Regions from separate parts of the Mus musculus genome. Here region 1 is linked to region 2. Evidence: chromatin contacts called from ENCODE Hi-C data. All regions are on one chromosome and are shown on one strand. The core of a region is the stretch at or near the end of the contact, and the rest is flanking DNA. Distances in the headings are between cores, read along the strand shown. Region 1 holds the start of Psme3 (proteaseome (prosome, macropain) activator subunit 3 (PA28 gamma, Ki)). Region 2 has its middle 37 kb from the start of 9130204K15Rik.

What was found. Hi-C counts contacts between places; a loop is a spot of excess contacts on that map.
Region 1: a map of regulatory T cell shows a loop between it and region 2 (13-fold over the local background). The contact joins the promoter of Psme3 here to the enhancer-like site in region 2. A Hi-C loop is called at or near these places in 2 of 37 maps with a recorded cell type or tissue (T-helper 17 cell and regulatory T cell).

Annotation. Positions count from the first base shown.
Region 1 is chr11:101,313,570-101,320,041 of GRCm38, forward strand. Psme3 (proteaseome (prosome, macropain) activator subunit 3 (PA28 gamma, Ki)) reads left to right here and starts at 2,644. Exons shown (of 11, transcript NM_011192.4): 1 at 2,644-2,919; 2 at 3,612-3,644; 3 at 3,760-3,822; 4 at 4,054-4,158; 5 at 5,887-5,935; 6 at 6,343-6,455. The coding sequence starts at 2,878.
Region 2 is chr11:79,830,746-79,836,954 of GRCm38, forward strand. No RefSeq gene overlaps it. Among named protein-coding and RNA genes, the nearest start is that of 9130204K15Rik, 37 kb to the left of the region's middle. Within about 2 kb of position 1,361, at least 2 of the 3 ENCODE cell types and tissues checked have a DNase peak (open chromatin) inside an H3K27ac peak, as active enhancers do.

The sequences.
Region 1 (6,472 bases), core at 1,394-3,893, about 21 Mb after region 2:
GGAAAGTTAGAGCAGGAACTCAAGGCAGGAACCTGAAGGCGGAAACTAAAGAGAAAAACAGGAGAATGGTTCTGGGTTTCTCTTCTTGGCGTGCTCAGTTTGCTTTCTTATAAACCCTAGAACCACTTTTTGCTGGATCTTTTCATATCAATCATCAATCAAGAAAGTGCCCCATGGGGGCTGGAGAGAGGGCTCAGTGGTTAAGAGCATTGACTGCTCTTCCGGAGGTCCTGAGTTCAAATCCCAGCAACCACACGATGGCTCACAACCATCTGTAATGGGATCTGATGTCCTCTTCTGGTGTGTCTGAAGAGAGCAATGGTGTGCTCATATACATAAAATAAATACATAAATCCTAAAAAAAAAAAAGCATGGCAGTTATTCCACATATGAGGAAAACTTGTCAAGAGCACAGAGAAAGAGCTCAAGAGTTATCGTACATTTGATTGACATTTATGGACATGAATTTAAAGTAAGGCCAGCCATTCTGGAGCACACAAAAACAAGAGGCATTTACAATTGTTTTCTCAGTAAGTTGATGGATCACTGCCTACAACTTTCAGGAAAAGTATGTCTGCCTTCTTACAGTGTATCTGAAGACAAAGCAAGTTTTTGAGCATGAAGCCATTATTTCAATAAGCACAAACACTAGTTTTGAAGTTAGAATTCTGAAAGACGCACATAATAGTGGCCCAGTTACAGTAGAAGGAAGTTAATCTGAGAGCGAATTCTGATGTTAAGCATCCCGTAAGATGGAAAGTTACTACTGTTAACAGGATGTAGTGTGAAAGGTGAACTGGTAGAAGTGAGTGGACAAGGGGTGTGTGTGTGTGTGTGGTATTTCCACTTGAGTAAGTGGGAAGGACTATCTTAGACTCCTGTTACTGCCTGCCTGCCTGCCTGCTATTGTCTGCCTGCCATTTCTTTGCATTATGGTCACTTTATTTTCTGGCATTTTTTCCCCCAATATGAAGCACCAGTGACAAACAGAAACTTTAAACAGATTGTTTATTGTCTATATCTCAGAGCTGTTGCATTCCATATAGGAGTTGCTGGCTATACATGGCTATTGAGTACTACAGTGTATCACACTTCCTGTTGTTGGTTGTTGTTTTTTCTTCCTTTTTAAAAGATGTATTTATTTATTTATTGTGTATACAGTGTTGTGCCTGTGTACATGCCTGCACACCAGAAGAGGGCACCAGATTTCATTATAGGTGGTTATGGGCCACCATGTGGTTGCTGAGAATTGAACTTAGGACTTCTGAAAGAGTGGCCAGTGCTCTTAACCTCTGAGCCATCTCTCCAGCCTGTTTGGTTGTTTTGTTACTTTTTAGATATGGCCTTACTCCGAAGCTCAGGCATTTAAAGTCATTATTTACTATGGCTGCTTGCTTACTTTCTAATGTGTGCGCAGAGGTAATAGGACCACTTGCAGGGGTTCTTTCTCATACTGTATGTGTCTAAGGATTGAATTTACATAGCTAGGCTTACAGGCGAGTACCTTAATTCCCACTATGTCATCCATCTTTTAGGTCCTTGTAGCTCAAGTTTCCTGAATATTTTCCATTTAGTTGGTTGACCCGGTGATTTGGAAATCCAGATACAAAAGGCTGACTGCATTGTAATATAAATGTTATTGAAAGTGGCTAAGCCGGGCAGTGGTGGCACACGCCTTTAATCCCAGCACTCGGGAGACAGAGGCAGGCAGATTTCTGAGTTTGAGGCCAGGCCTGGTCTACAACGTCAGTTTCAGGACAGCCAGAGCTACACATAGAAACCCTGTCTCGAACCCCCCTCCCCCCGCCAAAAAAAAAAAAAAAGAAAAAAAAGAAAAAGAAAAAGAAAAGAAAAGAAAGAAAAAAAGAAAAGAAAAAGGAAGTGGCTAAAGTTATTTAATTTTTAAAAAATGTGTCTGCTAGAAGACTTTACCCTATATACATGATGCGCACATTTCTAGTCTCTCCAGAATACTTTTCTGGGGTCTAGCACATACCCCTACTCCATTTGATTGCATGGAATAACACAAACTAAAAGATACACTGCCTAATTGTTGAAAGAGGAGATGCTGTCTCAGACTTGCGTTAGGAAAATGGTAACCTTTTTCCTCTAGAACTGGGAGGATTTGATTCTAGTCAAGTCATTGGAAGCAACGTGTTGTGTCTTAGATAAGCCACGAGGCTGTTTTGGGCGTGAATTTGTCCTTCAGGTATTTGGTATCTGAGGTCTGCACGTTTATGATAACTTTCCCCGGAAAGCCCGGTGCAATGGAACGCGTCTTCGGTTTGACACTAGCCCGAGGGACGGGAGGCGGGAGTCAGCAGTCACAGCCCGGAACCTTAAACTAGGGACCCGGGCCGCGGGCTTCTCCGGCTCACGTCACTAGGGCGCGACGCCTACTCTTCCAGAAGCCCCGGCACATGAGGTCCCACGGTGAAGTCGAGTTCCGGGACAATAAGACACATCACTCTTGAGTCCCCAGGAGGTTTGGATCTCAGCATCCCTGTCCTAGGTTGACCACCACAGGGCACAAGGCCCGGAAGCTCCGACAGCCCCTCCAGGAACCTGTAGAACTGAGTATCAGAGCGGCTGCGCAGGGCACGTGCTCATCCTCCCCGGAGTGCCGGCGATTGGCTGTGACGCAACTTCCGGCGTGAGCGGCGAAAGCCGGGAGGGCGAGCGAGAGAGCAAGCAGCCAGCAGGCGGGCGGGCGGGTGGCCGGCCGGCACGGAGGGAGGGGACGAGCAAGCGGTGAGCAAGCCAGCGAGGGTGCCCGGGTCCCGAGGGCAACGGAGATTCCTCAGGCCCCTCCGGTGCCCTCCCCGGAGCCCAGAGCACCTCCGGCACCCAGCGGAGCGGACACGGCCCGGCCTGGCCATGGCCTCGTTGCTGAAGGTGGATCAGGAAGTGAAGCTCAAGGTAGCGGCATAGCTCCGGCCCCCTCATCCCTCCCTTCGAACCCCCAGCAGTCGGATCTGCTCCCCACTCCCTATGTCGTCTTTGTCTCCCTGGGGACACCAGCTCTGAGCTTCCGCCTGGCTCAACCCAGCCCCCCACGCCTGGAGACGGCATTGGAGAGGACCGTATAGGGTGGCTTTCTGTCCTGCTTCTGGTGATGGAGTGCACCAGGGACTCCTCCGCGGACACGTGTTAAACTCAATGCTTTAGGCTAATGACAGGTGGAAGTCCCCTGGCCCAGCCACGTCCCCGCCCCCGGACGCTGCCACTGACCCTGCCCTTGGAGGCTGGCTTACTGCGTAGGATGGGGCCAGGTCTGGGTGGGAGTTGGCACGTTTGTGAGCTCACTTCTTCCAGTCTGGCTTTTGTCTGCTTATGAAATTGAGAGGGTTTTAGACAACTGGAGGGAGGGACAAAGGGAGGTGAGGGGTGGGTAGGAAGGGAGAGAAGGGGAGACAGGTGCTGGCCTGTAACCCGAACATCCTCTCCCGAGATGGAGAAATGGATCTTGAAAAAGATGAAGTATTTGCAGTCTGGGGGCCTCTCACCTTCTAATTATAATTTCAAGGTGAGGGCGAGACAGCTGGATTTGGGGTTCCCCATCCATGCCCTTGTATCACTAGGTGTTAAGTTGCTCTCTCTGTTCATTGTAGGTTGATTCTTTCAGAGAGCGGATCACAAGTGAGGTGAGTGTTGTAAAGGAGAAAAGTGGTGATGGTTAATAGCTGGGGGTGTCCCCAAAAGATCTGTAGTGAGGGACTGTCCCACGTTTATTAATTCAGGTGTATTCTCTCTGTCTAGGCAGAAGACTTGGTGGCAAATTTTTTCCCAAAGAAGTTACTAGAACTTGATAGTTTTTTGAAGGTGAGAGACACTTTTGTTTCTTTAAATTACTTCTTTGGTCCCTGTCTTTGTGACAGGCGGGGCAGATTGTGTGTTGATTCTGTTCTCTTGTGTACTGTAAAGCATTCTTTTTTTTCTTCGATTTCACAAGAAATACTCCTCTCTCTCTCTCTCTCTTTCTCTCTCTCCTTGTTTTTGATTTTGTTTTAAACTTACACTAATACTGTTTTGGGGTGAATGCCTCTCTTTCAGGAACCAATTCTAAATATCCATGACCTAACTCAGATCCACTCAGACATGAACCTCCCAGTCCCTGACCCCATTCTCCTCACCAATAGCCACGATGGACTGGATGGTGTGAGTGTCTTGCATTTATGTTTGTGTTCTTAGTATTTTATGTTTTGGTAAGCTTGGGGATGTCCGGAGTATGTGGGATTTGCCTGTGGGGTCTGGGGTTCTGTTGTAGGTGTGGTGATTGTAGGATGCTACTTTTTGGACCATTAGTTTCAGTTTTGGCAAGGTAAGTTATGTTAGTGCTGCTCTCAATGTTAGCCCAGGTTTTCATTAGTTCTAAACTAGCCACAGGCTTCCTTCAGCTACCTGGCTTTCCGCCTGCTTGGGAATAAGCCTTTTCTGTTCAGTGTGCTGTGCTCACAGATGGGAGGAACAGCTGGTTTTGCTGCACAGCTGCAGTCTCTGTCTTTACTTGCTCTTTGCTTTGTTTTTGAGACAGCATCTGACTATGTAGCCCTGGCTAGCTTGGAACTCCTTATGCAGGCTAGGTAGACCAGGTTGGCTTCAGACTCATTAAGATCTGCCTGCCCTGCCATCTAAATGCTAGGCTATTGCCAGCTGGCACTGATAGTGTATTAGTTGCATGTCTGTATTGTGTTAGAACGCCGCCTATGCTATAGTTTGATCTAGATTCCTGTGGCTTGGTATTTTGTTGCTGTTGCTTGGTTTTTTTTTGTTTTGTTTTGTTTTTTCTGTCCTAGAAGTTGAGCCTAGGGTCTTGTGCATGCTATATAAATGCTGTACCGGGCTGTTGAGATGGCTCAACGGGTAAAAGCACCGACTGTTCTTCTGAAAGTCATGAGTTCAAATCCCAGCAACCATATGGTGGCTCACAACCACCCGTAACAAGATCTGACGCCCTCCTCTGGTGTGTCTGAAGACAGCCACAGTGTATTTACATATAATTTTTACATATAAGATTTATTTACATATAATAAATAAATCTTAAAAAAAAACTATAAATGCTGTACCACTGATTTATATTCCTAGCTTTCAGGACTTTCTTAATTATAACTAATTAAGCCGAGTACGGTGGCTGAGCATTCAGCTTGCCTGGAGAAGGAGAATTGTGTGTTCATGACCAGCCTGGGATACATAGGAAGTTGAAGGCTAGCTGGGACACATACTGGGATACTTTCTTTAAAAATCAAGATAAACCTGCAGTTAGGAGACGCCTCAGTAGTCTGAATCCTTAGCTCCTAACATTACTTCTACCATATAGAAGGTAATGGGCTGAGATTGCTGAATCAGGAATTTCTTCATATTAGAGCCAAAGGATCCATGCATACTCCCTCAGTTATCCCCTACCTGCCTTGATTGCTTTCTTCTTATTTTTGAAGTGGAACTTTCCCCAATTCCCCATTACTTGAAAAAGTATTTATTTAGTGTGTGGGTAGGGAGTGCTTTCCTTCTGCTGCATTGGACCCAGGGATCAAACTTGGGTCGTCAGGCTTGGCAGCAGTGCCTCTACCTGCTGAGCCAACCCACTGGCCATTTCAGTGGCTTTTAAAATGTGTTCTTTTAGTTGTAACTTTGGCCTTCCCAACTAGAATACAAGTTTCTTTTTGACAAGAACCTCTTTTAAAAGCTGTCTGTGTGTGTGTGTGTGTGTGTGTGCGCACAGAAATTCATATGATAGTCTATGGGGTCCAGGAAGGAATTGAAATTGTTTGTATAGTATCTTGTAATGGCCGTGCATGTTGAATGCAAAAATTAAACTTGCTTGTATAGTATCTTGTAATGGGCATGTGTGTTGAGTGCAGACTAATTCTTGCTTCTTCATCCTTCTAGCCCACTTACAAGAAGCGCAGGTTGGATGAATGTGAAGAGGCCTTTCAAGGTAAGAGCTGCCGTCTAATCAGTTCACTTCATCTGCTGACTAGCAGCCCTGAGAAGTAGGATGGATCTGGTTTTCACCAGCTCAGGAGGTAAGGTCCAATTTAATTCCCTAGGTCAACACTTAGCAAATCCTCCTGGCTCAGTCATTATTTAGTCTTCTGGAATGCCAGGAGGGTCTGGTTGGATACCAGAGAGGATGCTTAGAGGCAGAAGCCATGCCTCACACTTGTCACAGAGGCCCATAGTCTGTGCCTCAGTTCCCCCTGTAGTAGTTGCTACCTGATACATTGGGGTGTGGGGGGTGGAGTCACTTAGAATTGTGACAGAGAAGAGATTATTACATCTATGTCTAGGGAAGAGGAAAAACATTGCACTGTCCCGAACTTGTGACCTTGACATATCTTCTAGGAACCAAGGTGTTTGTGATGCCCAATGGGATGTTGAAAAGCAACCAGCAGCTTGTGGACATTATTGAGAAAGTAAAACCCGAGATTCGGCTGCTGATCGAGAAATGTAACACGGTGAGGCAGGGGTTCAC
Region 2 (6,209 bases), core at 111-2,610:
AGCCAGGCTGCAACAGCCAGAGCTTTTCTGATGCCAGAATCAGGGGCTCCTTCCACTGTCCCAGAATGCCTCCAGCTGTCTTCTCAGCCAATAATTCTGCCCTGGGGCCCGGTTCCAAGAAGCCAACTTTCCAGACTTTCAGTGATTCCACAGCAGCTGCTGACCAGTGATCTGTCAGGAGAGTAGGCAGTGGGGGCTCAGGACAGCTCGGAGAACCCTCAGATAGGGCTGTGTGGCATAACTAAAAAGCAACCCAAGGGAAGCTGTAGGCCTGGGGACAACACTACTCTTACACTTGTCCTAAGACTGACCCCAAGAAGTTCTGACCAGCACCCATCTGGGAAGTGGAGCCAGCGAATGTATTCTGTCTTACCCCACCCCTGTGTGTCCAAAGCACTGGCTCAGCGGTGGCTAATATTGGACAGGATCTATAACCACCTAGAACAAACCTTCGGGCATGTCTGTGAGGCAGTTTTGAGACTGGGTTGAGGTGGGAAGGCCCTACCCTCATTCCCAGAGCCATCCCACAGGCTAGGAGCCCCGGACTGAAGGAAAAAGAGCAAGCTGAACATTTCTCCCTCTCCTTGACCCCTCTCTGCTTCCTGGCTGCAGATGCTGCAGATGCTGAAGATGCCAGTGTGAACAGCTACCGCAGGCTCCTGAGGCCAGTCCTTCTCTGCCATGGCGGGCTATACCCTCTGAAGATGAGCCAAAAAGGAAAGCCTTCCTAAGTTGCTCTTACCAGATTTTTTTTTTCCGAGACAGGGTTTCTCTGTATAGCCCTGGCTGTCCTGGAACTCACTTTGTAGACCAGGCTGGCCTCGAACTCAGAAATCCACCTGCCTCTGCCTCCCAACTGCTGGGATCAAAGGCGTGCGTCACCACCGCCCGGCTCAGGTTCTTACCTTACGTCTCTGATTGGATGTTTAGATGTCAATCAGAGCCCCTACCCCCAAGACACAGAAAGTTTTGTCAGGAGATCCAGCCTGCTTCTGCTGCAGCTAACTGGTTAGAGACTGGCACATCTCCCAAGTCAGTGAATCCCTGGTCTCTGGCCAGAAGCATCGCCCCACCCCCACCTCCACTCCCACCGCACACACACTCGGGGAGATGCCCACAGGAGCCAATCTGATTCTGTCCCTGAAAATTGGAACTAATACTTCCACAAAGACTAGGTGAAAAGCAAAGAAAAACCTGTTATGCCAGGGCACACTCAGCCACAGATGAGCACTGAGCAAAAAGAAGCTTTGATACAAACAGAGAGGCATAGCATGCAACAGTGGGAGCTGGTACTGTTAGAATCAAGCACATTTACTAAACCCAGAAGGCTGGGCCCCATGCCTGGAAAGTACAGTTTAGAAGAGTGGCCAAGATCTGGCTTAAGCTCCCACGCCAAGAGTCAGCTGCGGTGACTCAGTGGCCAGGCCTTGTCCCCAGTGAAGAGAGAAGAAAGAAGATGGTGACAGGAAAGACACAGCAGAGATGCCAAGATGACCACTGGCCTCGCTGAGAAACTCTGAGAGCCATCTCAGTTATCAAGTCCCCTTAGGTCCTCCTGCCTCTGAGCCTGCATTTGATCCTGGCCTCATTAGGGAAGTCTCCAGAGCCTCCCAGGAAGTGCTCTGCTCCAGCCTGCTAGGAGCTCATAGGCCTCCTGACTCTATATCCTGCAGTTCCTCCTCTGCTCCACACTCTGGCCAGAAAGTGTCTCCTGGCTGTACCCAAGGGCTGCTCTGGAGCCAGGCCCCATTCCTCACAAATGGTAGGTGTGGGAATACAATCTTAAAAGCCTCTCTTCCCTTCACAGAGCCACGGAATGAAGCAACGCTGATTTCATGGGAGCCAGGCAGACTGTTATCGGATCCCAGCTCCCAGATCCTGCTGGCCACACTGGCTCATCCTCCTGGAAACATTAGTGTCCCCTCAGAACCGCCAACCAGGGGCATGGCCCCACAAACTTGTCACAAGGCTCACAGTCTCGATGTGTACTGCCTTGCTCCCCTAGGCCCATTTAAAAACTGCTTTTCTCCCTTTATTTTTATTTTTTTAAACTATTTTGAAATTTTTCTCTTCTCTGTTCAGTCTTGTGGTGGGGGGAGTTTGTGATGTGCACCATAGTGTCCCCCCCCCAACACACACACACACCGAGGTTGACATGCAGCAGAGACCTCAAAAGCTTTGAGAGGTTCTTTTTCTGTGACTTTGGGTTTATAGAACTCTGTTTCTCTTTCCCTCTCTCCCTGTCCCCCCCCCCTCTCAGCACACATGGACTACAGTGTATATGTGCATATATAGGCATCCATGTGCTACAGTGTGTGTATGTATAGGCACATAGGTGATAAAGTGTGTAGGCACACATGTGCTACAGTGTGTGTATGTGTATGTGTTTGTATTTATAGGCACTTATGTGCTACAATGTGCATTGGACACACATGTGCTATAGTGTGTGAGTGTGTGTGCACGTGTATGTGTGTATGTGTGCAGGTACACATGTGCTATAGTATGTGAGTATGTATCTGTGTGATCATATGTATAGTCACTTATGTGCTACAGTGTGGGTAGGGCACCCATGTGCTAGTACACGTGTGTATGTGTACAGGTACACATGTGCTACAGTGTGTATGGGGGCACACATAATTGTTGTGTGTGTATGCTCGCACACATGTGGGTGAGAAGTCTTGAGAGACTCATTTTGTTCCTGCCACCGTGTGGGTTCCAGGCCTCGAACTCAGATTGCCAAGCTCAGCAGCAATCACCGTTACTTGCTAAGCCATACTGCTGGGCCAAAGCTTGCATTTTAATGATATGCTTGGTGGTAGTAAGAAATCTAGCAGGCTGGTTCTCTATATGCTCCTGGTAAGTGTAGTATTTGCTATATTTTCTTGAAAGTAATTGAGTACTATGAACCAAAAGCTTGATAATGTTCATAGCCTTTGCTTCATTGCTGCAAATCTGCCCCCCCCCCGCCCCCCAGTAAAAGAACTCTGAGAAAAGCTAAGTACAAGATGGTCCTACGAGTATCTAAGAACAAGAGGAAAGTGCAAACAGCCTAAACATCCCACACTGGGCAATAATGAAGCCCAGCCCAGCCCAGTCAAAGCATTGTGTAGCATCTGCCCACTTAAAGGCCAATGGGTTTTTAGTTTTTATTAACATGGGAAAGATCAAACTCGAGAGTTACAATGGGGTGGTGATTTAGCTACTCTGGGGATTGTGGGGAAAGGATGAGGCACTTACGAAAGTAATGTGGTGGAGGCATTGAGGTAACCAAGGAAACAGGGGGCTATGGCCCCTGTGGTTTCTGCTCAGAGTTCAAGTAGAGGTAGGCCTCTCCCAGCACTGTGGCCTCCTCCAGGCAAACTCTGTCTCTCACATACATTCATGACCCTTGGAGGCTGGAACTGGCTCACTTGTTTTTAAAAATCCAGAGACTAACTGCCTTCTCTTCCCCTCCCCCTCCCCCTTCCCCTCCCCCTCCCCCTGTCCCTCTCCCTCTCTCTCCATGATTACTGCTGTAACTTAAAGGTTCTACAATTAAGGGGTATGCAACCCTATAGGTGAAACAACAATACGAACTAACCATTATCCCCAGAGCTCATGTCTCTAGCTGCATATGTAGCAGAAGATGGCCTAGTCGGCCATCACTGGGAAGAGAGGTCCCTTGGTATTGCAAACTTTATATGCCTCAGTACAGGGGATGCCAGGGCCAAGAAGCGGGAGTGGGTGGGTAGGGGAGCAGGCGGGGGGGGGGGGGTATAGGGAACTTTCGGGATAGCATTTGAAATGTATATAAAGAAAATATCTAATAAAAGAAAGAAAGAAAGAGAGAGAGGAAGAAAAGAAAAGAAAAAGAAAAATAGCAGCAAATTTTTAAAAAAAAAGGTTCTACAATTAATATTTGTGTAGGGGAAAATGTCATCTGTCCCCTAGAACTACTTCCCAGAGTCAAGGGTCAACAGAAGCAGCTCTTGCAAGCACAAAATGGCTGCCGTGCTTGTTGACAATGAGAGCACAAGATCTGTGAGCTATAATTTGGATCAAGGTTTCCTCAGATTCCAGTGCCCTCAGGTATCTGGAGAAAATATAGCTGCATCATCCTAGATCTCAAACCATTTCCATATCTCCCCCACCCATCCACCCACTCAGGGAGCTGGGAAGAGCTTGGTAAAGTGGTCATCTTACAAGTATGGAGACCTGAGTTCAATCCCAGCTCCCACATAAAAAGCCAGTCATAGTACATAGTGTGTACTTGTAATATCTGTGCTAGATCTAAGGCAGAGATTGGAGGGTCCGTGGGGCTCCCTAGTCAGCCAGACTAGCCTAACTGGTGAGTTCTGGGACAGCGAGAGACCTTGTGCAAACCTTTAATCCCAGCACTTGGGAGGCAGAGGCAGATCTCAGTGAGTCCAAGGCCAGCCTGGTCTATCTAGTGGGTTCTGGGTCAAATGAGGTTACATAGAGAGACTGTGTCTTTAAAAAAAAAAAAAACAAAGACAAACAAAAAAACAAAAACAAGATGACTTGGTAGTTAAGAGGATGCTCTTCCTGCTCTTCCAGAAGACCCAGGTTCAATTCACAGCACCTACATGGCAACTCAAAATTGTCTAACTCCACTTCCGGGGGATCCAACTCCCTTTTCTGAGGTCACTAGGCCCATATATGGCACACAGATGTATACAGAGCCAAACTATCATACACACAAATAATAATAAAACCATTTAAAACAAACAAGGTAGACATACATATTCTAAGGAGCACCTGAGCCGATTCTCTGTCTGTCTCTGTCTGTCTCTCTCTCTATCTCACATGAATGCGTGTGCACACGCACACACACACACACACACACCCCACACATGCTCAAAGAGTCTCAGTAGCAGTTTTTAAAGAAAAGATAACATCAACAGCACCACAGGTCGGTGTCCCCTAGATGTGGCATGGCCCTGGTGCTTGAGCAAAGATTCTGTCCGCACTGTTCCTAAGGCAAGGAAGGCTAGATGGATTTCAGATCCGCAAGTTGTTTTCAACTTTGCTGTAGAGTCCTCAACTCTCATCTCAGGAAATCTCACCAGTACACCAAGCATAGCCTCAGTCCTTGCCAGCTTCCCTGAGGGGTTACCTGGGCCTGCCTAGGAATGAAGATGTAAACAACAGAAAGATGGGCTGATGGGATTCTCGAAAGATGCAGAGCAAATGGACAGGGAATATCTGTGAAAAAGTCTCAAGCTCCCTAGAGGTCAGAGAAATGGGAAACCACGGGAGCCCCAGCACAGGCAGGGCTGCAAAGAGAGACACTGTATCCAACAACAACACAGCAACTGTTGCAGGTGCAGATACAAAGGAAAGGGAGCACCCACACACTGCGCACGTGCAGAGCTTAGAGGCCGGGGAAGGACAATCCAGCCACTGTAGAAATCAGCAGGGAGATGCCTCGAAGAACTACAAGGAGATTTACCATTCTCCCCAATTATGGCCATTTACCCAAGCACTGTAACTCAACACATCAGGGAGACACACATCAACGCCAACTGCTGTTAGGTCATAAAACCAACCATAGTGTCCATCAACAGAGGAATGGATATAGAACATGTTTTACAGACACATGGAAACTTTTTCTCATCTATTAAGAAGAGTGTTGCATGGCTTACAGGAAAATGGATGCAACCAGAGCTAAACACAGTAAGGGAAATTAAGTCTCAGACAAATCACATTTTTTTCTCTCATTTGTGGTTACTAGATTTTACACACACACACACACACACACACACACACACACATACACACACACACACACACACGCATGTGTGTGTGTGTGTATGATATATATATATAATACATATATATGGTATTTATCTATCATATATGTGTGTGTGTATATATGTATGCATGTGTATATATATGTATGTATGTATGTATGTATATATATATATATATATGACATTAAAGTAGGTACAAAATTGGCTAGAGGAAGGAAGGGGACTAACAGGTGGGGAGGGATGAAGGGAAAGGGGTAGGTGTGAGAACGCCCTCAAAGTGCGTGATATACTCACATGGAAATGTCCTTATGTAACCCATTCCATAGACAATGAATGCACACAATGAAAACATTTAAAAGGCTGACTTTTATTCTTCTGTGTGTGTGTATATGTGCATGCTTGTGAGTATGTATATGCCACGTGTGTGCAGGTACCCACAGAGGCCAGGAGAGGGCA